Linked DNA regions of Mus musculus: all the other regions are linked to region 4. A link is a loop called in an ENCODE intact Hi-C map of the cell type or tissue named here. Cell type or tissue: left cerebral cortex. All regions are shown on one strand. Region 1 overlaps Capn2 (calpain 2). Region 2 holds the start of Srp9 (signal recognition particle 9). Region 3 has its middle 33 kb from the start of Trp53bp2. Region 4 has its middle 22 kb from the start of Capn2. Region 5 has its middle 16 kb from the start of Gm33669. Region 6 has its middle 11 kb from the start of Gm33669. Region 7 has its middle 16 kb from the start of Gm33725.

The links. A loop is a pair of places that touch in the nucleus more often than their neighbours do. Peaks named below come from ENCODE experiments on the same cell type or tissue, not always from the same donor. Only the 100,000 strongest peaks of a DNase experiment are listed, where the experiment ranks them.
Region 1: a loop joins it to region 4, with 8 times the contacts of the local background. A loop is called at or near these places in 30 of 42 quality-filtered maps.
Region 2: a loop joins it to region 4, with 4 times the contacts of the local background. A loop is called at or near these places in 15 of 42 quality-filtered maps.
Region 3: a loop joins it to region 4, with 9 times the contacts of the local background. A loop is called at or near these places in 23 of 42 quality-filtered maps.
Region 5: it touches region 4 in a loop (4-fold over the local background); 16 of 42 quality-filtered maps call a loop at or near these places.
Region 6: it touches region 4 in a loop (2.8-fold over the local background); 16 of 42 quality-filtered maps call a loop at or near these places.
Region 7: it touches region 4 in a loop (4-fold over the local background); 26 of 42 quality-filtered maps call a loop at or near these places.

What each region holds. Positions count from the first base shown.
Region 1 is chr1:182,487,669-182,491,668 of GRCm38, forward strand. It overlaps Capn2 (calpain 2), which reads right to left. Exons shown (of 21, transcript NM_009794.4): 5 at 3,199-3,367; 6 at 2,297-2,380; 7 at 1,326-1,411; 8 at 47-121. LOC108167751 (a long non-coding RNA gene) reads left to right here. Exons shown (of 2, transcript XR_003948412.1): 1 at 1-1,037; 2 at 2,174-4,000. Among named protein-coding and RNA genes, the nearest start is that of Capn2, 28 kb to the right of the region's middle. In left cerebral cortex, CTCF peaks have their summits at 2,225 (motif pointing right), 2,437 (motif pointing right) and 3,095; DNase peaks (open chromatin) are centred at 1,036, 2,305 and 3,140; H3K4me3 peaks cover 300 bases; H3K27ac peaks cover 1,711 bases.
Region 2 is chr1:182,122,472-182,126,471 of GRCm38, forward strand. It overlaps Srp9 (signal recognition particle 9), which reads left to right and starts at 2,266. Exons shown (of 3, transcript NM_012058.3): 1 at 2,266-2,504. The coding sequence starts at 2,433. Gm33725 (a long non-coding RNA gene) reads right to left here and starts at 2,295. Exons shown (of 3, transcript XR_373761.4): 1 at 1,962-2,295. In left cerebral cortex, a CTCF peak has its summit at 2,182; DNase peaks (open chromatin) are centred at 2,245 and 2,730; H3K4me3 peaks cover 1,718 bases; H3K27ac peaks cover 489 bases.
Region 3 is chr1:182,374,088-182,378,087 of GRCm38, forward strand. No RefSeq gene overlaps it. Among named protein-coding and RNA genes, the nearest start is that of Trp53bp2, 33 kb to the right of the region's middle. In left cerebral cortex, CTCF peaks have their summits at 2,287 (motif pointing right) and 2,487; a DNase peak (open chromatin) is centred at 2,334.
Region 4 is chr1:182,537,214-182,541,213 of GRCm38, forward strand. No RefSeq gene overlaps it. Among named protein-coding and RNA genes, the nearest start is that of Capn2, 22 kb to the left of the region's middle. In left cerebral cortex, a CTCF peak has its summit at 2,376 (motif pointing left); a DNase peak (open chromatin) is centred at 2,345; H3K4me3 peaks cover 782 bases; H3K27ac peaks cover 526 bases.
Region 5 is chr1:181,892,317-181,896,316 of GRCm38, forward strand. No RefSeq gene overlaps it. Among named protein-coding and RNA genes, the nearest start is that of Gm33669, 16 kb to the left of the region's middle. In left cerebral cortex, a CTCF peak has its summit at 2,318 (motif pointing right); a DNase peak (open chromatin) is centred at 1,628.
Region 6 is chr1:181,887,228-181,891,227 of GRCm38, forward strand. No RefSeq gene overlaps it. Among named protein-coding and RNA genes, the nearest start is that of Gm33669, 11 kb to the left of the region's middle. In left cerebral cortex, a CTCF peak has its summit at 1,762 (motif pointing right); a DNase peak (open chromatin) is centred at 1,770.
Region 7 is chr1:182,138,690-182,142,689 of GRCm38, forward strand. No RefSeq gene overlaps it. Among named protein-coding and RNA genes, the nearest start is that of Gm33725, 16 kb to the left of the region's middle. In left cerebral cortex, CTCF peaks have their summits at 1,909 (motif pointing left) and 2,111; a DNase peak (open chromatin) is centred at 1,900.

The DNA of each region.
Region 1 (4,000 bases), 50 kb before region 4:
ACTGGTGCCCTGGTTAGGAATGTCCCTGCCGCCCCTGCTGCCTTACCAGAATTCTCCGTCCTCCTGCCGTTCGGTTAGATTTGCCCTTACTTCTGGGTCAACCGTGTTCCAGCTGGGGCAACTGGAAAGCGAAGCAAGAAGAGAGGTCTTAGGAATCAGTGTGTGGCAATGACCATGTCTCTCCACAGTCCCCAAAGGCTGAGGCTCGGAACACACCCACTTTTACTAACTTCCGAGGGCCCAGACCCACCTGCATCCAGACCCCATGGAGAAACACAAAACATAATCTAAGAAGCACAGACGCTTGTGCAGGGAGCTAGGGGAGAGGTCACACTCTCCTGGAACACGGTGGATAGAAGAGTAAAAATGAGCAAGGCCCACCGTCAAGGGCTGGAGGAGCATTGCTGTGTCAGGGACGATGCTCCCGGCAGCTCTTTTAGGGGCAACTGGAAACCCACCAAGGACCACCCCCAGAGCAACCCGGAAGGAAGTCTGCCCGTAGGCGGTCCTCTGCTGAGGCTAGGGCCGCCTGGAACAAGCCAGAAAAGGGGTAGAGGAAGGGGAAGCGCTTCTGGGAAAGAGTCAAGGGACCAGGTGGACGGCTCAACGGAGCTTTTGTCCCAGAGGGTTGAAGCTTAACAGCTACCGGAAAGCCCTGGGGATCAACAGGCTCATCCCCGCTCTTGGCACACAGTTCATGGCCTTGATTTATTAGGATGACGGGGCCTTTTCTTCCTTTATTTTTTGTTTACACTTATTTGTGTGTGTGTGAGCGCACGCGCGAGTGTGTGCCCCCTCGAATATTCCAGCAGGGTGATGGTGTGCTCTGCCACAGTGCTTTTTTGAAGGTTAGAGGACCACTTGTGGTTAGCAGGTTCTTTCCTCCATGTAGGTCCCAGGCATCAGGCTTGGCGCCAAGCATCGTTACCTACTGGGCCATCTCACTAGCCTGTGGGGTGTGTTTTACCCCAGAGGGCCCAATAGCAGAGTGAACGTGAGCTGGAAAAGGAAGGAGGGACCACGGACCGGACCATGAGGTAGGAAAGAATGTGCCCCGCTGGAGGCCTGGGCCAGGCCATGGCTCCCCAGTGCTGAGTGGTGACCTGTTTGCAAAACCCCTTAGCGAGTCGCAGGCCTGGGGCCCACGCGGTGTGAGGAGTGACCTCAGGACCTCATTTCTTGGCACTGCCCACAGTGCCACCTCTCAGAGCTTCAGCTAGCCCTCCTCAGCCCTCCGTGTAGGGTGTGTGCTCTCTGGCCCCACTCCTCGGCCCTCCCTGTAGAATGCGCGCTCCAGGGGCCCACCCACCCTGTTCCCTTCTCACTTGTCATTCCACTTCCCGGTCCACTCTACTTGTCCCCAGGGATTCCTGATGCGGATCAATTTCTGCAGGCTTCCTGAACTTTCAACCTGAAGGATCCAATGAAAGAAAGGAGAGAGGGACTAAGGGACATGCAGGCTTGGAGGGGCTTGGACACCCCCACTTCAGACAAGTGGGTGGAGGAGGATCATGGAAGCTGGAAGGGACTTAACCCTCAGATCACTGCTGGGCAGCTTTGGAAAATCATAACTAAACTCCAAGTACCCAGGAGCTCGCTCCCCAAGTTCCGGGGAAGCCAATGAAATAAGAATTAAAGCTCTCAGGAGCTGGCTCTAAAGACTGGGCCTTTAATCTTTGTTAGCAGCGGGAGACACCAACAGCCTGGCTAGCTGGCCTGGTGTCTGTGGTTGGGGTGTTAGAGCTAAACATCCGTTAACTAACTGTAACTGGTGGTACTTCTGTCACAGGCTCTCAGAGATGCGTTCTCCGTTGCTTATGATGTTGGGTGAAAAGGAAGATGCTGTTTGGGTTGTTGTTGTTGTTTGTTGTTTTGACAAGGTTTCATTGGGTTACCCTCCTGTCTAGGCTCCGAAGGCTGGGATGACAGGCCCACCATACCTGCAGCTTACTTGTAAATGGCTGGGGGAAAAAAACCCAGCCATTTATATGGAGACAGCATGTGCAGTAAAAGTTAGCCAAGTTAAAATACACATTTAAAAAATAATATTTTTAGAAAATCCTAGCCCTTGAGAAACAGAGGCTAGGATTTCAGGTGTGAGCCACCACGCCCCACGAACAATAATTTAAGAGTGTAAAATAGGAAGTTCTGAGTTTGGGTTTTGTTTTTAAAGCTGATCCAGAGAGTAAAAGAACGCCTGCAGCTGCCTCGGTGACCAGCAGAGGGCAGCGCGCGCCAGGCAGCTGCCGCCCTGGAGGCCCCACCCCGGACAGCCACGTGCTAGCAGGGGGCGTACCTCCTCGGCTCCGGTGACAGAGTACGCATGTCCTTTCACCAACTTCTGGTACGTAACGGCCTCAGAATCTGCAGCGCTGGTGATCTGCAAACACAAGGACAGTAGGTGGCAGCTGCTCCATCCCGGATACAAATGGCCCAGAAAGATGCACATGGCACCCGGGCCTAGTCTGGAAAACTCTGCGCATCCATCCTGCCACCTGGAGGAGCAACTTTTAGTTGCTGATCACCAGGGAGCAAGTTGGCGCATGCCCCCCCTCCCCCCAGATGAGTCACCTTCTAGACAAGGGTCTGTGGGAGGCCTAATGACAGACACCCAAGTGGCAACTGTAGCCAAGATGCTGTGATTCTGCAACCCCTACTCCGCCCAACTAAGTTGCACTGACAGCGACTTTTTAACTTCAGAATCCATGTATTGGGTTGCCAACTCCTTAAAGGCCCTCCTTTCCCATCCTTTGGGCACAGCTTGGGGAAACTCCTGGGGCCTGGACCAGCCTCACTTTCCATCTCCCTGGTGAGGTTTGTTTGCCTGCAAAGCTATTTTGAAGAAGCAGATCCTTCTGGTACTCCCTGGCGTCTTCTCCAGGACCCACCAGCACTGGGACAGAGTGAGGAGAGGTTGCAGGGCTGCTCAAACAACCCTGCAGGTGCCGGACAAGGTGTCAAGACCAGCAGAAGGGGGGTGGGGGGCTTTTTGTGACCTGCGGTCTGTGAGTGGAGTGATACAACACAGTTAGAATGGAAAGTGGGATGGGGATGAAGGTCTGGTGGCACTGTTACTGTATCAATGGCGCCCCTAGAGGACTATTGCCTGGTGACCCTGGGCAAGGGATGCACCCATGCCTTAAGGAGCTTCTGGGTGGCGGCGGACTTGAGTGCTTGCGGAGGGTGATGGAGACTTACATCGATAGAGCAGCCAAGCAGAGAACCTTTCTCCAAAGCCTTCTGGATGATCTTGAACAAGTTGGGAGGAGGCTTCCTCAGCTCATACCACTCAGCAATGCCTCCTGTGAAGTCTTCAAAGCCTTCCGTGGTGGCACCCCCTGAGAGTGCTTCATAGCACCCATTGATCCTGAAGGGGGAATTCATGCTGCAACAGGGAGCCTTCATCCCTGAAAATGCCTCCCCACTCCAACTTAGATCCCCACTTGGGAGCTCATGGGGTCCTCTGCTTTTATCTTCCTTGTCTTTGTCTCCAACTCGGGGTGCCCAGGAAGGCAAGGAGCGATCCCTCTAGTTATTTTCCTCTGTGGCTACAACATGCTTTAGAATTTGTACCAAACCAGGAAGGGTTTAGTGATGTTCTGGGATGACTTAATGCTGCTCTGATCCAGCCTCTGGCGTTGACTCTAGCCCTGACACAGAGGTTGGCTGGAGACACTTCAGAAATGAACCCAGTTTCCCAAAAAGCACACAGCAGGTTCCTGTGGTCATGCCCTGAGCTCTATGCCCCAAGTTCTCTTGGTTAAGAACATGAAGCCCCCCTGCCCCAGTGTCTGGCCTGGGGTTGTAGAGATCCTAAACCCACTAGCTCCATCTTAATGCAGTGAGTGCATCAGCACCAGCACCAGCACCAGCACCAGCACCAGCACCAGCACCTGAGGCTCCCGCTGCAGAGGGCTGACATCCGGGGTGGACCCAGCACAACTTTGGGCCAGCTGGGTGATACACAGCTAGGATTAGAACCAAGAAGCCATTCTTACCA
Region 2 (4,000 bases), 410 kb before region 4:
CTTCTTCTGAAGCTAATCTTATTCACAAGTGACTTTAACCTTCGTAGAGATGACTCAGCTAACCACCCAGCCTCCTGGGAACTTGAGCTGTAAAGCCCTAATGTTTGAGCAGACCTTCAAGCATCCCCCGGGAGGCTGACTTCAGAGTCCCTTTGTTTCACCCCCTTTAAAAAAAATCAAAATAATTGCTATCTATTTAGCCCAGGTACCATGATGGCCTCTTGCTAGGACTGCCATCATTCTTGTTTCTTTCTTCCTTTCTTTTCTTTGCTTATTTCTTTTTTTAAAAAGATTTATTTAGGGGGGCTGGTGAGATGGCTCAGTGGGTAAGAGCACCCGACTGTTCTTTCGAAGATCCGGAGTTCAAATCCCAGCAACCACATGGTGGCTCACAACCATGTGTAAGGAGTGTCTGAAGACAGCTACAGTGTACTTACATATAATAAATAAATAAATCTTAAAAAAAAAGGACTGAAGGTTTGTCCCAGAGACTGCTCAATGTTTAAAAAAAAAAAGATTTATTTATTTATTTATTTATTTATTTATTTATTATGAGTATGCTGTTGCTGTCTTGAGACACACCGGAGGAGGGCATCGGATCTAATTACAGGTGGTTGTAAGGCACCATGTGGTTGCTGGGATTTGAACTCAGGACCTTTGGAAGAGTAGTCGGTGCTCTTAACTGCTGAGGCATCTCTCCAGCCCTGCTTGTTTATTTCTAAGTAGCCCAGTTTGGCCTTGGACTAAATAGCTGGGACTTTCCGCAAACTCATGACATAAAAAAAGAAAAAGAAAGAGCAAAAGAAAAAAAGGAAGGAAGGAAAGAAGGAAGAAAAGAGAAAGAAAATGAATGAAAGGAAAGAAAAGAGAAAAAATGAAAGAAAGAAAAAGAAAGAGAAAGAAGGAAAAAGAAAAGAAGTCGGGCAGGGGTGGCGCACGCCTTTAATCCCAGCACTTGGGAGGCAGAGGCAGGCGGATTTCTGAGTTCAAGGCCAGCCTGGTCTACAGAGAGAGTTCCAGGACAGCCAGGGATACACAGAAAAACCCTGTCTTGAAAAACAAACAAACAAACAAACAAACAAAGAAGAAAGAAAGAAAAAGAAAAGAAAAAGATAGGGAAGAGGAAGGCAAGATGGGGAGGAGAATGTGGCTAAGTTCAGTGGCAGAGACCTTGTCTAGAATGCACAATCCTTAGCACTGAAAACCCAAAACAATACAAGACAAAACAAAACAAAAAACCCAACAAAACTGTTTAAAGCTGATCAATGGGGGCTGGTGAGAGGGCTCAGGGTTAAGAGCACTGACTGCTCTTCCAGAGGTCATGAATGAGTTCAAATCCCAGCAACCACATGGTGGCTCACAACCATCTGTAATGAGAAACAAAAAATAAAAACAACAACAGCAACAACAACAACAAACCTTTGGGCCCGGATTGAGGAGGGGCAGAGCAAGATGGAGAAGGGAAGGGGGAAAAAGCAGCTCAATGGACAGGGGGATGTAATTTTTAGTAAGAGTAAACATTCGTGGGGCCAGGAGTGAAGACAGAGGAAATGAATTACAAGGAGGCATGAAGAAATTTCTAGAGGTGAAAAATACCCCCATATATTGATTATGACATTAGGCAAGTAGGTATATGCTCTGTGGCTGTGTGACGTGTGTGTATATGTATTTTTTTCAGAATCCATGATCGTATATTCTCAAAGCCGATGTTTACTGCACACATAAACTATATACCCCAATAAAATTTCTTTTAAAAGCTGTCCTGTGTCACACTCTGCCTGAGGGAAAGACTCAAATTTCGTATCCTAGCAGATGCCACAGTGTAGCTTCCTTCTCTCTGTGCTTCTTCTCTTCCTCCATTCCCTTGAACACTACTGTTCCTCTTAAGTACACGTACACTGCAGATCTTAAATGTGCCTAGAGGTCTCGCCCTTCTCTACTCCCTATTCAGTTTGTCTCACCTCTGGGAGCCTTGCTCCTTTTTGTTCCACTGACCCGATACAAAAGTCTACCACAGAAAGTTTTTGGTTGCGCGTCCGTTATGTCTCCCCAACTCCTTGATTAGGCTTTGAGTGTGACAGCTGCGCCTTGTCATCACCACGACTGTGACTTGGGTACCAGGTCACAGAGCTCCTTAGTCTTTGGAAAGGCAGCACAGGCACTATCCCCTCCAGCCCTGCAGGCGGCGCTGTGGCAGCCGCCCTCTCCTCTCCCGACCTCTCAGAGCGGAGGCCCCGCCCCCCGACATCACGCCTCCTGCCCATTGGACAGGCGCGCGGCCGAGGCTGGCCAATGGCGTGAGCGCTCGTGAGCCTCCGTCTTTGCGCCGCCGGAGTGCAGCGCTGTGGGCGGTTGCGGGAGAGCGGCGGGCCGCCGGGGCGACAGCGCCGTGACTCGCTTCGCGGCCTTGTTCCTCGCTGCCTGAAGCCACGATGCCTCAGTTCCAGACCTGGGAGGAGTTCAGCCGGGCGGCCGAGAAGCTCTACCTGGCGGACCCCATGAAGGTGAGTCGCTGCAGGGACCGCCCTGGGGCCCGGGGCTTCTCTACCCTTGGCGCGGCCTGAGCACGCCCAGGAAACAGTCGGCCCACCCGGTGCCACTGTCCCTTCGTCTGCTTCCGACTGACCCGGAGACCCAGTGACCCAGCGAGGCGACCCCAGCAGCTACAGGCAGGGCGGTTTCCGCAGCGCCGGACCCCACAGCGGCCTGCACCCGGGGGAGCTCCTAACTTCCGCTCGGGATCTGGTTGGTTTACGTGTCGCTGAGTGGGCTCCTCCCCCTGCACCGTCGCTTTCCTGTCCGTCGCTTAGTTTAGTGCCCCTTTCCTTTCCTACCCAGACCCGAGAGTACCAGCTTATAAAATGGTGCTACTGTACGTCCCAGTTAGGAAGCACCTGCTCTACTTTTTTTTTTTTTTTTTTGGATAGTGGGGATTTTTAGTCTTTTCCTGGACCAGTTGAAACATGGAGACTGTTTGCACTCTCACGTTAGACATAAATGTTTGCAAGCGGTTTCATTCCCCAAAGCAAACTACCCAGTCCCATCTCAGCAGTTCAGAACAAGTTCCGGGAGGGGGACACAAAGGTCAGCTTCATCATTCCTTAAAGGATTGTTGAAGGTATGGTAGACGCATGTTTTATGAATATACACGTTAAGGAAAAAGAAAACAAAAACAAAAAAACCGATGAGCAGCTAACAATCTCAAGAACCCGGGCTCAGTGCATAACACGAACTCTGTGTGTGTGTGTGTGTATCATAATGAGACTGCAGAGACACTCAGCATGCAGAACTCACTTAAGGATGGAAAGAGGGAATCTACTCCTTAAATTTGCCCTCTGACCACACATCTCTCACACTAACATGTACACACACAGACACACACATGTAAGTAAAAATCAAAAATATATTGGTACTGGCAGCTTGCGGTGGCAGTACTTACTACAGGATTTTACAGGGAGCATCTTTTACTTTTGGTTGTGAGCATAGCCTTTAGCAGCTAAGCCATCTCTCCAAGCCCACAGGAAGCATCTTTTAAGAAGGTCAGTCCATTAATTCTTACGTATGTCAGTGTTTGCTTGTGCACATGGGGTGCCTGCCCTGCTGGGGTCAGAAGAGGGCATTGAATCCCCGGGAAATGGAGTTAGGCATGGGTGTGAGCCACCTTGTGGGTGCTGGGAGCCAAATCTGTGTCTACCTGCATTAGAACCACAGGAAGACCAGAGTAGACAGTAGAACATTCGGAACCATCCTTGTGTATTTTTAAGCTCCTATCTTCTCATGCGTCCTAGATGGGCCTCATTAATGTCCTGTGGAGATGAGAGTGATCTTGAACTCTGGGTGTTAGCTCCCCCGGCCCTTCTTTTTATTTCTCAGGAACTCAGAGATCCGCCTGCCTCTGCCTCCCGAGTGCTGGGATTAAAGGCGTGTGCCACCACACCCGGCTGCAGGCTCCCTTTTTAAGGCAACATTTAAAACTAATGATCTTATTAAAGTGATAATA
Region 3 (4,000 bases), 160 kb before region 4:
ATGTGCTATAAACACCTCCTTCAAGTTCCTGCCTCTGTGTCCTCCCTGCTATGATGGACTGTAACCTGGAACTATGAGCTGAAACAAGCCACATATCAGTGAGTATACCTGTGATCTCAGTATTCAAATGCTGAGATGGGAGGTGGAGACAAGAGAATTCCCTTTAAGCCTGTGTTCTAGTTAGCCTGAATGGGCAATGATGACGAAGAAGCCCTCCTGGGAAGTGGAAGGCAAGGACTGACAAGGGGTTGTCTTTTGACCTCCCCACATCATGATGTGTGTACACACCCACTGTACAGAGACTTTCTTTAAAGCTACAACTGACATCAGAGCCAGTTGTCTTTTTCTCATGTACATAAAATAAATCTATAGAAGATAGATGTGGAAGATCTGATTTTAATTTTTCTTTCTTTTTTTTTTTTTTTTTTTTTTTGAGACAAGGTCTTGCTATATAGCCAGGGTGCTCTGGAACTCTGGTCATCACAGAGTGCTCAGGTCACAGGTGCGCACCACCCCATCAGGATCCTGATGCATATTCGGAAGTGGCATGTTTCTTTACTGGAACATTGAGTCCTGGTGTATACTTCCTGATGAGACTCGCTGTCGGTTTTTCCCATTCCTGGGGATTTTACAATTTTCTGATGCTTCATCACTGACAAGCAGAGGAAGAAACACAGAAGTAAAGAATTACAACGTGTCAGGAACCAGTTAGGAGGATTTCTTTTTCTGGAGATATTTTTGTGGGGGCGTGGAGGGGTGTGGGGTGGAATGCCACTTTCTAACTGTCCTTTTATGTATGCTTTACAAGTTTCAACTAGTTTAGAGAAAGTGACCCTGTGTAGCACCGTGGCAAGTGGATCTAGGGAAAGAGGGTCCTACAGTGGTTCCTAGTTAGGTCCAGATGGGCAAGCTTGGAGAAAGACTAAGGACCGATGGGTTGCCCAGTGCTTAGTTAGCAGATACTATGGAGCACAGAGAGGGAGAAGGTGAGTTCCATCCCGGGACTTTCCAAGGTTGTAGATCGACCCAAACATTGGACCTTCCTGGAAACCATTCCCCAGTTTGCATCCTACAATCTATCTGGACAAACTGTTACTTTCGATGTTACTTTACACAGACATGCTGGTCTAAATGAATGGCAAAAGAAGAAAACCACATCTCTGAACTCTTGCTACAAACTGCTTATTTTAATGACAGATAGCTGAAGGATGGTCCTCCGAGTCAGCGGAAAGGGGAGTCAGAATCGAAAGCAAAATCAGGCAAGGGTGAGCGGCATTGTCACCCAGAAGTTCTTTCTCAGAGAGACTTCCCTACTCTTTTGAATGTCTTGTTAATGTCACACTGGGACTTGTCACATGGAAGTCTGATAGGTCTGATAGGTCTCTCCATGGGAGACCCCAATTACAATTCTGTGGGGAAAAAATATATCTGAATTTAAATGCTGCTATTTAATCATCCAAACCATTCCGAAGGCTAATCAAGAAGACTCGCGGGTGAGCGGTGTTCTGGAATGAACTTCTCGCCAATGAAACGTACTGCGCATTTGCCTTTGTGCTGAACAGCTCATTGCCACTGTTTAATAGTGTAGCATATTGCTGTATTTTTGCAAAAGAATTTGAGAAGGTACTGGAGCGAGGGGATGATTCTCACTAATGACCAAAGCTGTTTGGTGTGAAATAGAGATGTGTGTGCATGCACATGTGAGCGTGTATAGGTGTGCATGTCCATGAGTGCATCTGTGGAGGCCACGGCCAAAGAGCATCCTCTTCTATCATTGTATACTATTTTCTGAGACATGCCCTTCAGTGGACAGGAGCTCACCGATTGGCTAGACTGGCTGACGACAAAGAGCGCCAAGATTCTTCCTGTCTCTGTCTCCTGATGCTGGGATTTCAGGCACACACCACCACAGTCAGCTTCGGTTTTGAACTCAGGTCTTCATGCTGTGAAGAAAGCATTGTACCCAGAGAACGCTCCCCTATCCTCTCTCTAAGCGACAAATATTGATCATTTACTCACATACAGTAATGCCATATTCTGCACATAACATTTTCAGGGAGCTATAGAGAGAAATTATATTGATGGCGAAAGACAGCCTGACCGAGGACCCTGGCAATGATGATGGGGAAGTAACAGAGTTTGTAGGAGATATTTATGGCCAACCCAGGGCCACTTAAGATGCTTTTGTGTGCAAGAGGAGCTGACCAAATTAAAGAGCCTGTTTATAGTCCATACACGAAGCCACAGAATCATCTGACATGTCGTTTTCCCATTTAGCCACTAGGTGGCCTTTAATGCTTTTAAGTTTTGCACAGGGGGACAAGTCCATTGGGGACTTGGATGGTCTGTCCTGGGCACCTCAGGTGGTGCATCAAAAATCAATCCTACCGTAAGTATTCTTCACTCTGCCAGGAACGACCCATTTCAGAGCCCATCTGGTCCTCCTCGCTACGCTATCATGCCTGCCAGATGGACAGACTTCCCGTTGGGAATTTAAACAACCGTTTGCACAAACCTAATGAGGGCTGAATATAAGCGCTACTGCTCAGGTTCATTTTCTGCCTTCAATAAGCTCTCTTGAGTAGATTATAAAGCTGCGATACGTCTAATACTTAATGTTCTGGTTGAAATAGAATGTTACACCTCATGTTAGAATTACCACAGTCAGTACAGCTTTATTTTAGAAAATAATGTTTCAATGTACTTCATGTTATGCTGGGTCTGTAAAGAGCACCAATAAGAACATTGTATTTCAAAGGAAAATTAGAGGGTCAAAGAATGATTTCATAGTTCCTGTCTTACATGCCTGTTATCAAAATGCTTTTTGATCAGCACCTTTGCCTGGAAGCTCTAAACCTCGATTGAGGGAGCTGTTGGGGGCTGGCTGGCTAGCTTAGCTGGCAAAGGCATCACCACCAAGCCTGATGACCTGAGTTCATTTCCCAGGAGCCACAAGATGGATAGGGAGAACAGACTCCTGCAAGTTGTCCTCTGACCACACCTGAGCCATGGCCCCTGCTCCCACAGTAAAATGTAGTAACAAAGACGCCGTCGGTGTGGGATCTCCCTGCAGCTGTCGGCGTGGGATCTCCTGCCCCGGAAAGTGTTCCTCAAGCCAACACTTTTTCTTTTTGTTTTAAATTGATTCTCTTTTGCTTAGCATGCAGACTATCGAGCATCACTCTGACCCTTTCCTTATGTCTGCAGCCCTATGTTTTGCTGATCTCCACCCCGCAATGAAGTCTTCTATTTCTTCCCTCCTGCTTGCTTTTTCCTGTAAAATGATTCCGTATGTGAACTTGTTCCTCCCAGGAGGGCAGCTTGTATTTTCAGATTATATTTTAATGTATTTCTGTAGAAGTACAAACCTGCACAGAGGCAGGATATCGATTATGGAGGAGGAAGCGGCACATCTTCTAAGGGACTGTGAACCTGCAGCCTCTTTCTCTTCCTCTCTCCTGCATTCTGGCTATGAGGAGAGTTGCTTTCTCTACCACAGTTTGCCCACTATCACGTACTTATGTCTCTGCTAGTCCAAAGGCAGCACAGCCCACCAGTAACGGAAGCCTCCACGCTTGAGGGCCAGATTTCCCTTCTCTCTTTTCTTTGGCTACCTAGGTATTTACTGCAGCTTAGAGTGACAGAAAGCTGGCTCACACTGGGTACCAATCAGAGCACCAGCTTTTAGCAGCTTCCCCCGACCCCCAACAGGGTTTCTCTGTGTAGCCCTGGCTGTCCTGGAACTCACTCTGTAGACCAGGCTGGTCTTGAACTCAGAAATCTGCCTGCCTCTGCCTCCAAAGTGCTGGGATTGAAGGCGTGCGCCACCACTGCCTGGCTTTTAGCAGCTTTTATGACATGCTAAGTTATATTTTTCATCCTTATTTTTTTTAATTTTAAAAATGTCTACTTAAAACCTTAAGTTGCATTTTTCTTCTGGAGCAGCTATTTTAAAAGTAAATAATTGCCGGACAGTCTCGAGAAAACAAAAACAAAACAA
Region 4 (4,000 bases):
AGGCGAGGTCGGTGCTCAGTGGCCTTTCTCCTTCTTCCTTTTTCATGTCCCAAGCTTTAGCTCACAAGGTAGCGTCACCTACACCTCATTTAAACCACTCTAGAGGCAGTGTTGTGAGCCACACCCTAGGATATGCCTCATTGCTGCCCAACATGTTTCTTAACTCAATCAAGTTGACAGTCAAAACCAGCCATCACACTCACCTAACAGCATTTTTGATGAAGCCAAGTCAGGTGATCAGACATCCAAAGATAGTGGGTGACAGAGACCTCATTAGACATTGATGCTAAACAGAATGTGGGTGGAGGGATTCTTTATTTTTTCATTCATTCTTTCATTCATTCATTCACTCATTTGTGTATGTATGTGGTGTATGTGTGTGTATGTGTGTGTTTGGGGGTAATCATGCACATATATTGCATGCATGCATATGTGTGTGTGTGTGTGTGTGTGTGTGTGTGTAGGTCACAGGACAATCTGAAGGAGTCTGTTCCCTTTCACCATGTTGTTCCTAGACAGTGGTTTTCAACCTATGGGTCACGACCCCTTTGGGGGGGTCACAATATGCTTTTACAGGGGTCGCATGTCAGATATCCTGCATATCATTTATATTACAACTTGTAACGCTTGCAAAATTACAACTATGAAGAGCAATGAAAATAACTTTACGGTTGGGATCACGGGAACCCGAGGAGCTAACTGTACTAAAGGGTGAGAACCACTGTTCCAGGGATGGAGCTGAGGTTGTCGGGCATGCCAGCAAGCACCTTAAATTCTGGCTGTCCTGAGAATGGGCATATTAAGGTGACTTAATAGAGTTCTTTGTTAAAAGTACTCAGAATTGAGAGTTCATCTTGGAAGATTTTACCTTTGATGAGTATGAAGTGCCCCTCCTTGTCTTTTTTGATAACTTTGGGTTGGAAGTCGATTTTATTCTATATTAGGATGGCTACTCCAGCTTGTTTCTTTGGACCATTTGCTTGAAAAATTGTTTTCCAGCCTTTTACTCTGAGGTAGTGTCTGTCTTTGTCTCTGACATGTGTTTCCTGTATGCAGCAAAATGTTGGGTCCTGTTTACGTAGCCAGTCTGTTTGTCTGTCTTTTTATTGGGGAATTGAGTCCATTGATATTAAGAGATATTAAAGAAAAGTAATTATTGCTTCCTGTTATTTTTGTTGTTACAGTTGGGGTTTTGCTCTTGCAGAAGGACCATGCAGAGACTGCCCTATTCAGGGATCCGTTACATAATCAACCACCAAACGCAGACACTATTGCATATGCCAGCAAGTTTTGCCGACAGGACCCTGATGTAGCTGACTCTAGTGAGGCTATGCCAGTGCCTGACAAATATAGAAGTGGATGCTCACAGTCATCTATTGAATGGAACACATGGCTCCCAATGGAGGAGCTAGAGAAAGTACCCAAGGAGCTGAAGGGGTCTATAACCCTATAGGAGGAACAACAATATGAACTAACCAGTATCCCCTGAGCTCATGTCTCTAGCTGCATATGAAGCAGAAGATGGCCTAATCGGCCATCATTGGGAGGAGAGGCCCTTGGTCTTACAAAAATTATATGCCCCAATACAGGGGAATACCTGGGCCAGAAAGCAGGAATGGGTGGGTTGGAGAGCAGGGTTGGGGGGAGGTATAAGGGACTTTTGGGATAGCATTTGAGTTGTAAATGAAGAAAATATCTTTTTAAAAAAAAAAGTACTCAGAAGTACTCAGGAGGTTCAGGAGCCGGACCAAAGTTTGGTCACACAAAGAATCTTTGTGTAGGTGCTGGTGGAGGCCAGAGGCGAACCTTGCAGGTACACAGAGGCCAAAGAGTGTATGATGTGGTGACCTGTGACAGTGTATCAAAGGGAAGGAGCCTGTGTGATAGGTGTGGTTGGAGAGGGATCAATATAGACCCTGTCACAGGAGAGCCAAGGGCATGGAGATGCACCCCTGGGAGCAAAGCTCTGGCCAGAAGCAATCTCCTACACCCCCAGCCCAGCTGACTCCCTCTCCTGCAGACCTGGGAAGGACTTGGGTTTCTTGATGACAATGACACCCTGCATCTTCCCCACCCCCCACTCCCCACGCCAACACCCACCTCCTATTCCCTCACAATGGCACCCAGCGCTCTCATCCCAGTCACACTGACAGCTGTCAGGAGAGAACTTCTGTCTTTACTCTTGTGTGGAGCTCAGACGGTTTCTTTGAGTACAGACAACTGCAAAGTTCCCTGAGATTGCCTGAGCAAACATGAATCCTCTAAATACCCAAACCGTGCAGGGACCAGTCGGTGGTGGATGATGTCACAACCAGTCAGAAAGGACAAAATGGCGGCTGCAAAGGCCTCTTTGATGTTTCGTTGGCTCCACCGTGTGGCAAAATATAGTAATGTTATTTCAAGAAAAAAATTAAGTCAGCAGTACAGAAAAGAAATCTCTACCTAAAAGGCCTTTCCAGCATAAGCAATTAAAATTAGCAAAGTGCACTGGTGTATTTATCAATATTCAGATTTCAAAGCCCTCTGGCTGATACCAACTCCTTCACAATATGTATGTAATATCTGTCTCTGTTATTCATGCATTTACCAATTGTCCATCATAGCCGATCTATGTATGTATGTGTATGTATCTATAATCAATTTATCATCTATCTATGTGTCTGTCTATAATCTTACTATTATATATCTATAATCTATTTGTATCATCATCTATCTACAATCTATTATTCATATTTCTATCATCTATCATTATCTATGTATCTATCATCTATCATCACAATCTACTCATCTACCTAATTATCTGTCTATCTATCTATCTATCTATCATTCATCTACCATCTCTCTATCAATCAATTATAGCCTATCAATAATCTATCATTATCTATCATCTATTATATCTGTCTATAGTCTATCACAATCTACCTATTATCTATCATTTATCTATCATCTCTCACTCACTGTCTCTATCATTTATCTACCATTTATCTATCTGTTATCTCTTACACTCTTTCTATCCTCTATTATCTACCTATAATCTGTCTACCTCTACTTTTAACATGCACACAGGAATCTGCCTCTAAGAACCCTTCGTTTTGTGTTTGTCCCTGCTGGCTGAGGCTTGGGGACTGTGGTAGGCTGAGTAACAGCTTCCTGAAGATGACCACACCCTAATTTCCCAAAGCTGCACTGTGGTACTTTGTAGGGTAAAAAGGAGGCCAGGAAGTGAAGCGATGCGAGGCAGAGGCAGTCCATAAACCACAGTATGCAGTCAGTGTCTAAACACAGAGGGTGGCAAGTGCATGAACTCCTGCATGCAGGGGAGCTCTGGATGTAATCTAGTGAGGTTGACTGGGACCCTTCAGCTCTTGAGCCACTCCATTTGTCACTGCAGCCGTAAGAAAGTCATGCAGCAGGAGGGTGCCACTCCGTATGGAGCCTGGGAGGCCGAACCGTAACTACTTTCCCTATGCTTTGGGGATTGGTTCTCAGGCACATCACTCAGGACATGGCTGTGGAGCAAGTTCTCAGCAAAGGGAGTGGAAAGACGATTTCTTTGTGGGATGCTGGCGTGACCTTTGGGGTCCACTGCTACAAATAGCCGAAGATGGATGAGTCTGTCCAGTGTCTGATGTCTGGCAAGTTTAGGATCATCACTCCGGAGCCTCTGGATCCCTCTATGTCTTATTATTTTCTGTCTTAAAGGTTTCAATTTTCACATGTTAATTATACACCAGACTTTTATTATTGCATGTTCATGTGTTTTGATTGTGTGACCCCATGACTACCCTCTCTGGTCTTCCCTCACTCTGCAGATCCCCTTCTTCCCAGTTAGTCCTCCTTCCTTCACAACTCTCCCCTCTCTTTGGGGAGAACCAGTCACTATAATTAACGTTACTATCAGAAACAGGGATGTAAGATAACTTATTGGCGCATGGGCATCTCTCCAATGGCTACACCACTGAAGAAGTGTTTCGCCCTCAACTACCACTGATTGCCTGTA
Region 5 (4,000 bases), 640 kb before region 4:
TCCCACCCTCCTGGCCTCTTCCTAACATGGAGGCAAGTCAGTGCCCATTAACAGGCTGCAGGAAAGGATGGTGGGATTGTCCCACTAGTTACTCAATAAAGACAAAGGCTTCAAGGGGGACGGCGTCTCACATTCAGTCCTTTGCTGCTCAAATCCATGTTAGATATTAATAAATACAACACTGGAGGGTGGATTAGGGACTGAGTTCTCATGTATACATACATATCTGACCAGAGATTGTGTGTGTGTGTGTGTGTGTGCACATATTTCCATTCTGTTAAAACCTGTCATGCCTTTAATCCCATCACTTGGGAGGCAGAGGCCGGAAGATTTCTGAGTTCAAGGTCAGCCTAGTCTACAGAGTGAGTTCCAGGACAGCCAGGGCTACACAAGAGAAACCCTGTCTCAAAACCAAACAACCAAAAATCTGTCACAAAGGTTAATTTCCACTTTGTGCTTAAAAACCTTGGATTATTATGAAGGGCAGAATCACCTCCCTAACCCAAGAACTTGTGAAACAGTGGACAGTGGCTCTCAACCTGTGGGTTGTGACCTCTCTGGAGTAGAATGACCCTTTCACAAGGGGTCACCTAAGACCATCAGAAAACACAGATATTTACATTATGATTCATACAGTAGCAAAACTAGTTAAGAAGCAGCAATGAGGGGCTGGAGAGATGGCTCCTTAAGAGCATTAACTGCTCTTCCAGAGATCCTGAGTTCAATTTCCAGCTACTACATGGTGGCTCACAACCATCTGTAATAGGATTCAATGTCCTCTTCTGGTGGTGTGTCTCAAGACAGCTACACTGTGCTCACATACATAAAATAAAAAAATTTTTTTCTTGGTTTTTGAGACAGGGTTTCTCTGTGTAGCCCTGGATGTCCTGGAGCTCACTCTGTAGACCAGGCTGGCCTCAAACTCAGAAATCCACATGCCTCTGCCTTCCGAGTGCTGGGACTAAAGGCGTGCGCCACCACGCCCGGCTCAAACAAATCTTTTTAAAGTAGCAGCAGCAATGAAAATGTTGTGGTTGTGGGCCAACACAACATGAGGGCCTGTATTAAAGGACCACAGAATTAGGAAGGTTGAGAACCACGGTTATAGAATACCTTTCAGAGGAAAAAAAAAGTGGCCTCATCTCCTTGCTGGGTTGGGAGCTTTATAGAGTCTACCCCATGAGAATGGAGAAACTACTCCATAGTCCTGCATGCTGCTGTGTGACAACTTAAAATGCAATCCATTTAAAAACGAATCAAATATAAACATCTCGAGAGGGGCAGGGAGTCCTGTCTTGTAAGTATCCATTTGGTAGGTGTAGTCATGAATGAAAGGTGCTTCTCATTTACATTCCAGGGAAACAAAGAACACGGTTTGTGGTGTGCTCGGGTTTGGATCTCTGGATGTTTGCTGGATTGATGCCAGGCTCACAACAGGAGGCTCACAGTCCCCTCTGATATCCTCCCAGGTGGCTACCGCCATAGTGTGTACATAGAGGAGGTGCCTGCTGAAGTGGCATGGCATCTGTGGTGGCCCACCATGGCTATTCCTAGATACAAACGCAGAAGAAAGGCGTCCATCTGTTCAGCACACATGCTGGGAGACTCATAGTGGCACTGCTCGTAATAGCCCCAAGCTGGGAACTACTCTATCACACTGAGCACGGACTACCCACCACAATGCGCTGTGGATGAGGCTCACGCACAAGACTGAGAGAAAGATGCCAAGCACAAAAAGGCACAGTTCCATTTATATCAAGCACAGGAGACAGCCAAGTGTGGCGAGAAGAAGGCAGGAGAGGTTATGCTGGCTGTGAACTACAGAAAGAACATGAAGGGGCTCACATGGAGTCCCATATGGATGCTTCTTGACCCTGGTGCTAGTCACACATGCATTTAGTGAGCTGTGTGCAGCAAGTTTCCTGTTTTAGTCCAACTGATAAGAGGGCCAAACATGATGGTAAGGCCTCAACCACTTATCAGGGTTCTGGCTAAAAACTATCAAATCTCCTTACAGCATTTAGGTGGCCTGTTTGTGCGGACACACTTGTCTCAGCAGATTGAAACCTATCACCTATCTTCAAAGGTAGGTTCCAAAGGTTCTAGGCTCAGAGGCAGAGCTACAAAAAAAAAAAAAAAAAAAAGTCTCAGGATACATAACGACTAAGCTTCCTGGTTTCACAAATTCAACTGTGTATTGTATGAATCACAGCGACAACTATCCGATTACCACAGCAACAACGTTGCATCTGATGTTCTTGTTTCTTTTAAACAAAACAAAAAAGCCCCATTATATCTAAGTACACTGTAGCTGTTTTCAGATGCACCAGAAGAGGGCATAGGATCTCATTTCGGATGGTTGTGAGCCACCATATGGTTGCTGGGATTTGAACTCAGGACCTTCAAAGAGCAGTCAAGTGCTTTTAACCGCTGAGCCATCTCTCTAGCCCTCTTTTTTTTTTTTTTTTTGTTTCTTGTTTTGCATGTAAGTACGTGTACCATGTGTGTGCCTGATGACTGTGGAGGTCAGATCCTCTGGAACTGGAGTTCCAGATGCCTGTATGTAAGCCACCACATAAATGCTGGGAACCGACTCCAGGTTTACAGAGCAGCAAGTGCTCTTAATCTTGGGGCCACTTCTCTAGACCCTGGGGATGATTTTAAAACCTAGCTCTGAAGAAGACATCTTCAAGATGGTTAAGGCCTACGCCTAGAGCACTTGGGAGACTGACAGAGGAGGATCAGAGTCTGAGCTATACACAAAATTTGCAACAAGATTGAGAAGGATAGTGAGTGAAGCTGTGTCAAAAACTGTGGTACTGATGGACAGCGTGGGCTGTCGGCAGCAGGCAGCTACCCCTCAGCACATTGCAACCACAGAAACCATGTTAGGGTGATTTCTGACGACCCTAACCCTTCACAATACAAGCAGCAGCTCCATGGCTTGGTACACTTGCCCACGCTCACCAGACTGCCTTCCTTCCGCTCATTACCTTGGTCCCCCTCGCTGTGCAGGAGGTGCCCTCCAGTGCCAGTTGGATGTGGTATGCTCCAGGGCTTGGTTACAGGCCTATGGAAGTATCAGGCCGAAGTTTTGGGAGTCAGGATTCAGTGAAAGATAGGTTGTAGTCTGTGTCTTCAAACGTGTTAGCAATTGTCCTCCTTTTGCTTGTACTGCTGCCCAGCCACCATGACACGACCAGGCCTCCCTCTGCCATGGTGTACTGCTGCACCACAAGACCAAAGCAAGAGGGTCTCATGACCGTGGTCTGAAACCGCAACCAGATAAACCTTTCTTCCTTTTAAGTTGACTTAAGAATTTGGTCTCAGGGCTGGAGAGATGATGGCTCAGAGGTTAAGAGCACTGACTGCTCTTCCAGAGGTCCCGAGTTCAATTTCCAGCAACCACGTGGTGGTTCACAGCCATCTGTAATGGGATCTGATGCTTCCAGTGTGTCTGAAGACAGCTATGGTGTACTCACATACTCCCTCAGGCCCAAAGATTTATTACTATAAATAAGTACACTGTAGCTGTCTTCAGACACACCAGAAGAGGGCGTTAGATCTCATTACGTGATAGCCATCATGTGGTTGCTGGGATTTGAACTCAGGCCCTTCGGAAGAGCAGTCAGAGCTTCTTACCCATTGAGCCATCTCACCAGCCCTTAAATAAATCTTTAAAAAAAAATGATTTTGGTCTCAGCAACAGAAAACTGACCAGCACATTTTGCTACTTAGAAATCAGGCTTGCAATTAAGCAGAGGACTAGAGTCTCTCAGTAAAAGGGGCTGGGGCCTTCTTTCCACTGAGGCCCCATCATTGCACTAATTGAATGTATCACTGAGTTTCCATCAACACTGTTAGATAAAGGGGGCAGAGGAGCATCCTGGGAAATGGAAGGAGGTTGCCTGCTCCTCCTTGGACGGGAATACAGAAGAGTGGGCGAGTGGGCAAGCCAAGTGCAGTGCAGTGCGAGCCACTCACAATCATGCGAACAGGG
Region 6 (4,000 bases), 650 kb before region 4:
TGACCTTGAACTTCTGATCTTCCTGCCTCCACTTCCCGAGTGCTAGGATTAAAGGTGTGTTCCACCATGTCCTGTCTTCTTGAGGTTTGGGATCAAACTCAGAGTTTCTAACATGCTAGGGACACACTCTATGAGCGGAAATGTATATACCCAGCTTGGTTTTTTTTTTTTTTTTTGGCAGACTGTCCATTGTGTCCTGGCCTCAAAACAAAGACAAGGCCAGAGCAGAGCGCACTGTTGTGTGGACTCCACTCAGGCCCATAGTAGGCTGACAGGGAGGTGATGCATGTCCAGGTTAACCCTGAGCAAGCAGGGTGCTTGGAGGGCAAAAATGTCACCATCACATCTGTCCTGCCACTAAGTGGCAAGGTGGACCCCAGAGCCAGAGGAAGTAGGACAAATGTCTCCTGCCTCCTGCTGCAGCCCTGTCCTAAGTCTGAGGCCACTGTTTGCTGCTGAATTTCTCTAGTGTCCAGGAGAGTGAGCGAAGAGGGACAGTGTCAGAAGGGACTGAGAGCTCTTGGGTAAGTGACATGTTGGACCCAAGGCAGAGAGCTAGAGGCCCAGGGCTGACATTGGCACCTAGGGAAGTCAGTGGCTCTTCTGCCAGCTCACTTTCACTGTGAGCTTTGCCTGGGAGTCCACCCAAGTTGCACGTAACTCCTAAGCACAGATGCCTCCACTCAAGCCATCTGTAGCCATGAGCCACAAGAGCTGAGACTACACATGAGCCACCTTGTCAACTGGGGATACAGGGCCCCTCAGTCCTCCCCTGTTACTGGGAGAGCCAGTCTAGAGGACATGGAGATGGCCTTCGCCCTCAGAGCCCACCGTGTTAGGCCATTGCTAGCTGGTGGACCCAAAGGCCTTAAGCAGTGGGCTATGAGATGGTCTCTAGGCCCAGTCCCACCATGGGCCTATCAGAGGGGAGACACCTGTCCAGGTGCAAAGATAATGAATGCTTGGTCCTCTGGCTTCCTTTGGTGAGCCTAGACTTTTGGGTAAAGCTCTGTGTGAATGCTGTAGGCTGACTCCTGCAGTTCAGCATATTCCACTACGTGGAACATGCTAGGAAGAAACAAAAACACCTACTCAGCTAGTGACTGAAGCCTCCATTCTGATTGGTTCCCCTGATGGCTACCATGGGTATAGAGGATGGCAGATCCACACTTCAGTTCTGCAGTGCCTTCAACACACTGCTCTGTCTCCCTGGTCTTCATTTTTGTGGCTCACTAATGCTCAGGATCTGCCCTTGGCTGTCTTCGGCTCTCAGATGTCTGTTTCTACCTCCCAGGGTATCTTCCTGCTTTCTATCTCCGGTGTTCCTCTCCCCGTGCTCAATGGCTAGCCATGCTCCTAGCCCTGAGACCTCTCTTCTACCCCAAACTGCAGGCATGTACAAAGAAAGGGCTCCTGCTTTGACCCTACCTGCCGCTTCGCTCACAGCACGCACTTCACATTTCCAGCATAATCTTGACCAGTAAAACATCTGACTGTAGAAGTTGGCCGGCCTGTAGGGCCCATCTAGAATCTGGACACTCCGGGGCTCCCCTCACCACAGCGACAACAGTGTATGGAGTCTTCCTTCATAGTCTCTGCATACTTTCTCCAGCTTTAAAGTCTCATTTTTTCCTTAGCAAATCCTCGGGTTTGGAGCCCGTGTCCACCCATCAACATGCATGGCTGTGCGCTGTGCCCAAGTGTGAGAAGAGAAGGAACAGACATTAGCCAGCAGAGGGCGCTGCCTAACAGCCAGGAGACGCGCTGCCTAGAGCTACCGCTGGGAGGCGCCCGAGCACTGCAGCTTGGATAGCCCCGGCCAGCTGGGTGACACTCTTAGAGACAATGAGAGGGACAAGCAGAGGAACACTGGTTTCTCCCCCATCACTTTTGATGCCTGCCTAGGTCTATCCTGGCATTGTGTCTTGACTTTCAAGCTAGCCTGGCCTAATCGCAGGCCCAGACCCAACATCTGCTCTCAGTGCAGCTCACCAGGCACCGAAAAGCCAGAACTGATGTGGAAGGTGGGAATGACTTCCTGGGGTGCTGAGCAAACAGGATCTCTGCTTTCCTCCAGAGATGAGATGGGGACAAGGCTCATTCTGGTCAGAAGGAGGCAGAAGAAAATGGTCACATTGTAGCTCCCTCCTCTCCCGGGAGGAAGGCTCAGCATTTAATCCAGCTGTAGGTACTGAAAAAAACGTCTTTCAAAGGAGCTCCCAAGGGGCTGGTGAGATGGCTCAGTGGGTAAGAGCACCCGGCTGCTCTTCCGAAGGTCTGAAGTTCAAATCCCAGCAACCACATGGTGGCTTACAACCATCTGTAACAAGATCTGACGCCCTCTGAAGACAGCTACAGTGTACTTACATATAATAAATAAATCTAAAAAAAAAAAAAAAAAAAAAAAAAGGAGCTCCCAAGGTCCTTGGAAGCTCGGGGGAAGATCACATACCTATGATGGTCAATTTTGAGAGTCAAATTGACTGGATTGTGGCGTGTCCTGATCATTTGGGCAAGTGTTATTCTGGGTGTGTCCCTGGGGCTGAAGTGCCATGTCAAAGTGGCTGTGAGAGAACAGAACTTGGCCCCAAGTCTCACCACAAGGGACTGGCCCTTTCTCAGTTGCCCCACGCCCTTCGGGAGCACTTCCGGGAATGCGCTGCACCTCTAATCACAGGTGCCTCTATAAAATCTTCACTTTTTCCTGCTTCCCACTCTCTCTTTAGGGATTCCTACAGGAACCCTTTGCCTAGGCATGGCCTAAACAATGGTACTTTGGTTTTAAGTGCCGAGGAGGAAGGTGGTTGCAAGCAGGTCTGGTAAAGTCAAGCGTCAAGTCTGCTGGCTCAGTCTAACTTTCCTCTCCTGTTGCAAAGTGGATGCAGTGGCTCTGAGAATTAAATACATGTCATCAAGAAAGAGAACTGAAGACTGAGTGAGGTTTGGGCAAAGCGCTTTTCCACATTGATCTTCCTCTTATGTTGGAGGAAAAAGTCTTTGCTGAACGTTTCCAAAACATGTCCCATTTCATCTCACTGTCCAGAAAGAGCCACGAGGACCCCTCAGAACAAATCTGGATCTACATTCTTGAGATCAAAGGGATTCAGCTGAGACCTGAGCAAGTCAGGATCATAGCAGCGGAGGAAGGGGCGGAGGTGAGGAGGGAACACATTGTTCAGGCATCTTATGGTCTCTGTCTCCTCCAGCTGCTGGCCCCAGGATGATGGGCAAGTGAGGAACTCAGACTTCCACCTGGGCCTCCCGGAGCCTCAAAAAGCTTTCAGCAGACAGGGATGTTTTGGTCATACAGTGCTCTGGCTACTGTAAGAGGAGGGCAGTAAACTGGGTGGGGTGGGGTGGGGTGGGGTGTTGGGTGTGTGTGTGAGGTGACTGGACGGGGTGGGCTCATCATGAGGACCCTTTAGAGGCAGAGCCATAGCTTGCTTATCTCTGGACAGGTGAAGCAAACCCAAGAGATGCTGAGAAATGGAGTCTAGGGTGACAGTGGAAAAGGATGGGAAGGTGGCAGGGCCACACTGAACTTGAGGCACCTTGGGTATATGCAATCTTGTGTTGGCATGTCTCAAGGAGGAGAGAGGAGGGGCTTGAACTTGGGCCTGCAGTCTGGGGGGGGGGCTTCACAGGATATAAGTCTGTGGGTACAGGTGCAGCCACGCCTCCTCTCAGCTTTAATTTCACAGCAGCCTGTACTTTCACATTCCCCCACACCCCCGCCTCCCCCTAAACTGTTGCTCCCTGTAGAGGAACCATTGCTTCTTGAGGACTACCTGTCTATTCTTGGAACTCAGCTCAGATTCCTGTGATGGACCCGTTGCTTCTAGGCTATCCACATGACCTCATCTGCTTCTGGATGGGTCGTGCAATGGCCTTTTCAGATACTGCTGCTATAGCTGTACAGTTAGGGTTAGGGTTAGAGGATAGACGGCCCAGAGGCTCATGGGTATCAACCCTTGGCCCCCAGTTAGTGCTGGTTGTTTTG
Region 7 (4,000 bases), 400 kb before region 4:
CCGCTCTCTCAGAGGACCAGGGTTTTATTTCTAGCACCCACATGACAGCTCACGGCCATCCATAACTCCAGTTCCAAGGAGCTCACAATCCCTCTTCTGGGCTCTGAGGGCAGCAAGCACTCATACAATGTCCTTACATATATCAGGTAAAAAACTCATATACATTAAAATCTTTTAAAATGTGATTGTAGTGTCTCCTGCTCTGTCTGGCCAAATCCTATTCATCTGTATTTTCTACAGACTTGAATTGCCACTCTCTTCCCACTAGGTTGTTGGGGTCTGGATTTGTAAAGCTGTATCAAACTGTGTGTGTGTGTGTGTGTGTGTGTGTGCAAATACACTGTGCATCTGCACACATGTGCATGCTTGATTGAGTGTGTGTACTTGATCTTTCATGTTGGAGTCAGAATTGGGAAAATAAAAGATGGTGGGAAGGGGGACCCACCCCATCTCTCATCTCTGGGAGGGTTGGGCTCACTGCTAATCAAGCAGCCCCCTGGGGTGGGGGGAACTGTGGTATCTGAGCTGCCACCATGGTCCCTTAGTGCCAGCACTTCAATTCATGGCTGAAGCATTCTACACACAATCACCCCAGCATAGAGGAAGACTGGCCATGCAAACGTGTACAGGCTGCCTTTCGGAGCCATCCACTCCACCTCCCAAGGGCTGCTTCAAGCCTTCTCCAGCAGCCTCTGCTGCCAGGTTCCAGTGTTGGGATGTCCTCAAAGAGCTTGTTTCCCTGGGCTGAAAGTATCTCTCTCTCTATTCTGATGTTTGTCGAAGAAAGAGGTAGAAGAGACTGTGGACAGGCTCAGTCTGACGGTCACTGGGAATGAGTGGCGTCATTGTTGTGAAAGATGGCGTATGCTTTCGCTTGTGAACTCCCCTTCTTGTGGTAGACTGGCCACACCTGTCATTTGTGGCTGCCATGTGTGTCCAAACCATTTGCACATGTGCTCACAGTTCCCCTCTGGTTCTGGGTGCTGAGCCTTGGGGGTCAGGGAGGGGTCCTGGCTCATGTTCCCGCTAGACCTACTATTCCTATGGACTGGAGGGTCCCTGCGAGAAGGAGACTTGGGTGACAGTGTCCCTGTGAATCCCTATTTCTGGAGACACGGCAGGTCCCTTGCCCATGTCGGTGAAGCTGTATGTAACCTGGGCCTTATGCCTTTGAGGACATTTGTGACCTTGCTGGTGCCCCACCTGCCCACCTGCTTCTCCAGTGGCTGGCGACCCGTGTGTCTCACTCCCAAGAGAAACCAACTTTGCAGAAGCACACAGGCTCCAAGGTGCAGGAACTGCCTTGACTCAGTCTGAGACAGATCTTGCCCAAGCTGAGAAAGAGGTTGGCCCAGGCAGTATTGCCTTTCCCCAGTCAAAGTCCAGGCTGGGCGATTAGGACCGTGGGCTGGGCTATGCTGATCCCACTGGCCAGGCTGGCTGGGGAAATTAGCATAGCCCACCTGGCAAGGGCAGGGCAGGCATCCAGCCACCCTGAGGCGTGGGGCACCCGAAAGTCTCAGGGAGAACAGGAGCCACTGAGCTGGAGAGAGGGAGAGGTGAGCTGGGTTCGTGGCTGTAACGGTGCTGGAAGACCGGTGCAGCTTGACCCCAACCTTGGCTCGCTTACAAAATGATAGATCAGCGGCCAGAAAGCTATTCTGGAGTCAGAAAAGATCAGGAAGGGGCCTCCTTCTAAGTAACTTCTGGCTAAACAGGGTGACCATCCCTTAGCCATTTTCCACTCGAGCCCTCTGAGGCAGAAGCCTCCTACGGATCCAGCTACCGCCCTTGGCATTGGCATAAGCCAGGTGACTGCTCCAAATGAGCTGCTCCCTCAAGGCTCTGAGTTGCAGATTGGGGCCCCGGGTGGGGCTCAGAACACACTTATATCGCCACCTAGTGGGTACAGCAGGAACTGCAGCCCATCCTCACTCTAGACAGGGTTCCCAGAGCAACCCAAGACACAGCCATGAGATACTGGACTTAAGTAAAACAACAACAACAGAAACAAATGAGGCTCTGGGAGGTGAATTTTCCAAAACTAGCTGCCAGGCGGCAGAGCCAGACTGGAAAACTGCTCCTAACACTGGACAATGTTGCTTTTCCTACTTCCTACTACGAAGGAGGGTAGATGTCTTTCTGAGCTACAATCACACACCACTACCTTCCATATGGAAGCCGTTGTTCATGCATTTGTTTATGGCTTACCAAGGTATGCAAGGCACTGTGGTGGTCCCCATGGATACAAGGAAGGTAAGAATTCTTCCCCAGGGAGCCACTGAAGAGGCAGACAATAAACCAGTAAGCGAGCACACACAACTTCAGTCCTGGAGAGAGAACATTGGGTGTTGGGGAATCTCACTTAGATCTGTGAAGGAGAGCCAAGCTGATCCCTAAAGGTCACAGGGTCACTGTGCTCAAATTTGGGGGAGAGGAACATTTGGTGAGGAAGCTCAGAAGTGTGGAGACCTCAGAGTGGGTGATGTGCCATTCCCCAGAACAATAGGGTGAGGAGCTGGAAGGGAGGAGTGTGCTCATGCAGACCCTAGAGGAAGCGAGGGCTGGGATTCCCAGTAACAGGACACTGGGGGGACGACACAGGGGACTCATCTGGCTTGCGTGTCTTCTAGGAACTCCACAGGGGCAGGAAGGATGGGGTACAGTGGGGCCAGGTTGGCCAGAGAGACTCCGGGATAGACATGACCGTGGGTCGGAGACTTTCAGAACGCAGTAAAGCAACGTATTTGCCAGGGATTCTCTGTGCCCTCTGAGTTTGTATCTGGGCCGGCGCCTGCTGGCTTCCACTGCTAAGGCAGAAAGCCAGAGCTGCAAGGATCGTAGTCCTGGATGATAAATGATGCTCACTGGCTGTGACTTCAATCCCTTTCATACTGGGTCCCTGAGCCACCACAGAAGAAGTCAATGACTGCCATGTTGTGAGGAAACACCAGGAACACGTAGCAGCCATTCTAGTCCACAGTCCCAACTGGAGCCCTCTCCGGATCTCCGCTTCTGGCCGTCTCATCAGTCACCCTAGCCCTCGAGGCTAGCGCACAGAGGCAGTGGGCTCAGTGGCCCGTGTGTCACCGTGCCTGTGCCCTCTCTAGCTGCCAAGTCCGCGCTCTGTGCTTCCTCCTTTCTCTCCCCAGGTTCCTTTCTCCCCACGGAGACAGTACCAAGGCCCGAATGGCCTCCTCTAGAACACCTCTCTGACGCACCCTCTCTTCCCAATACGTGCCATCAATACCTTAGAGGAATGGGTCGTGTGTCACAAACATTGTGGGATGTTTACCACCTGGACAGTGGGGCAGATCCTGGGAGCAGACCAGGATGTCAGAGCAAACACTTTCTCGGAGAGGCGAACGAGAGGAGCAGGAGAACAGCACAAGGTTGGGAATCACACCAAAACAAACAGCTGGGTGAATAAACCCCTTCTCTACCCTCCAAGAGCAACTCGCTTGAGGATTGATTTGATCATCAAGGCCAGAGGTGGCACGGTGGTATGCCAGCCTCTATCACTCAGAGCTTCAGCCTGTTAACTCAGCTAAACCCCCGACAGTGCCAAGAGATAGGAATTGTTATTGTTAGCACCATTGTCGTTGTCGTCGTCGTCGTCATCGTCGTCGTCATCATCACTCTGCGCCACTGCCACCACCATCATCACCACCATCATTTTTACAGCAAGAGGAATGTGAATCATGGAGGGATTACATAAATAAATAAAATTAATTAAATAAAGTCCTGAGTTCCCACAGGACAGAACCTTGACAATTTTTTTTTAAAGCTCTGGTATCAGCTATTGAACTTTTAAATATCCCATGTAATAACTGAAAGATTCTGTCACTGAAATGGAAAAGATTGTATGAGAGACCAACGTGGCTCTGTCAGCCAGGTTCGCTGATATAAAATACCTGAACTGGATCAACTTGTAAGGCAGGGCAGTCTGTTTATGCTCCTTGTTTCAGAGAGCACAGAACATCACGGTGGGAGCATGCAA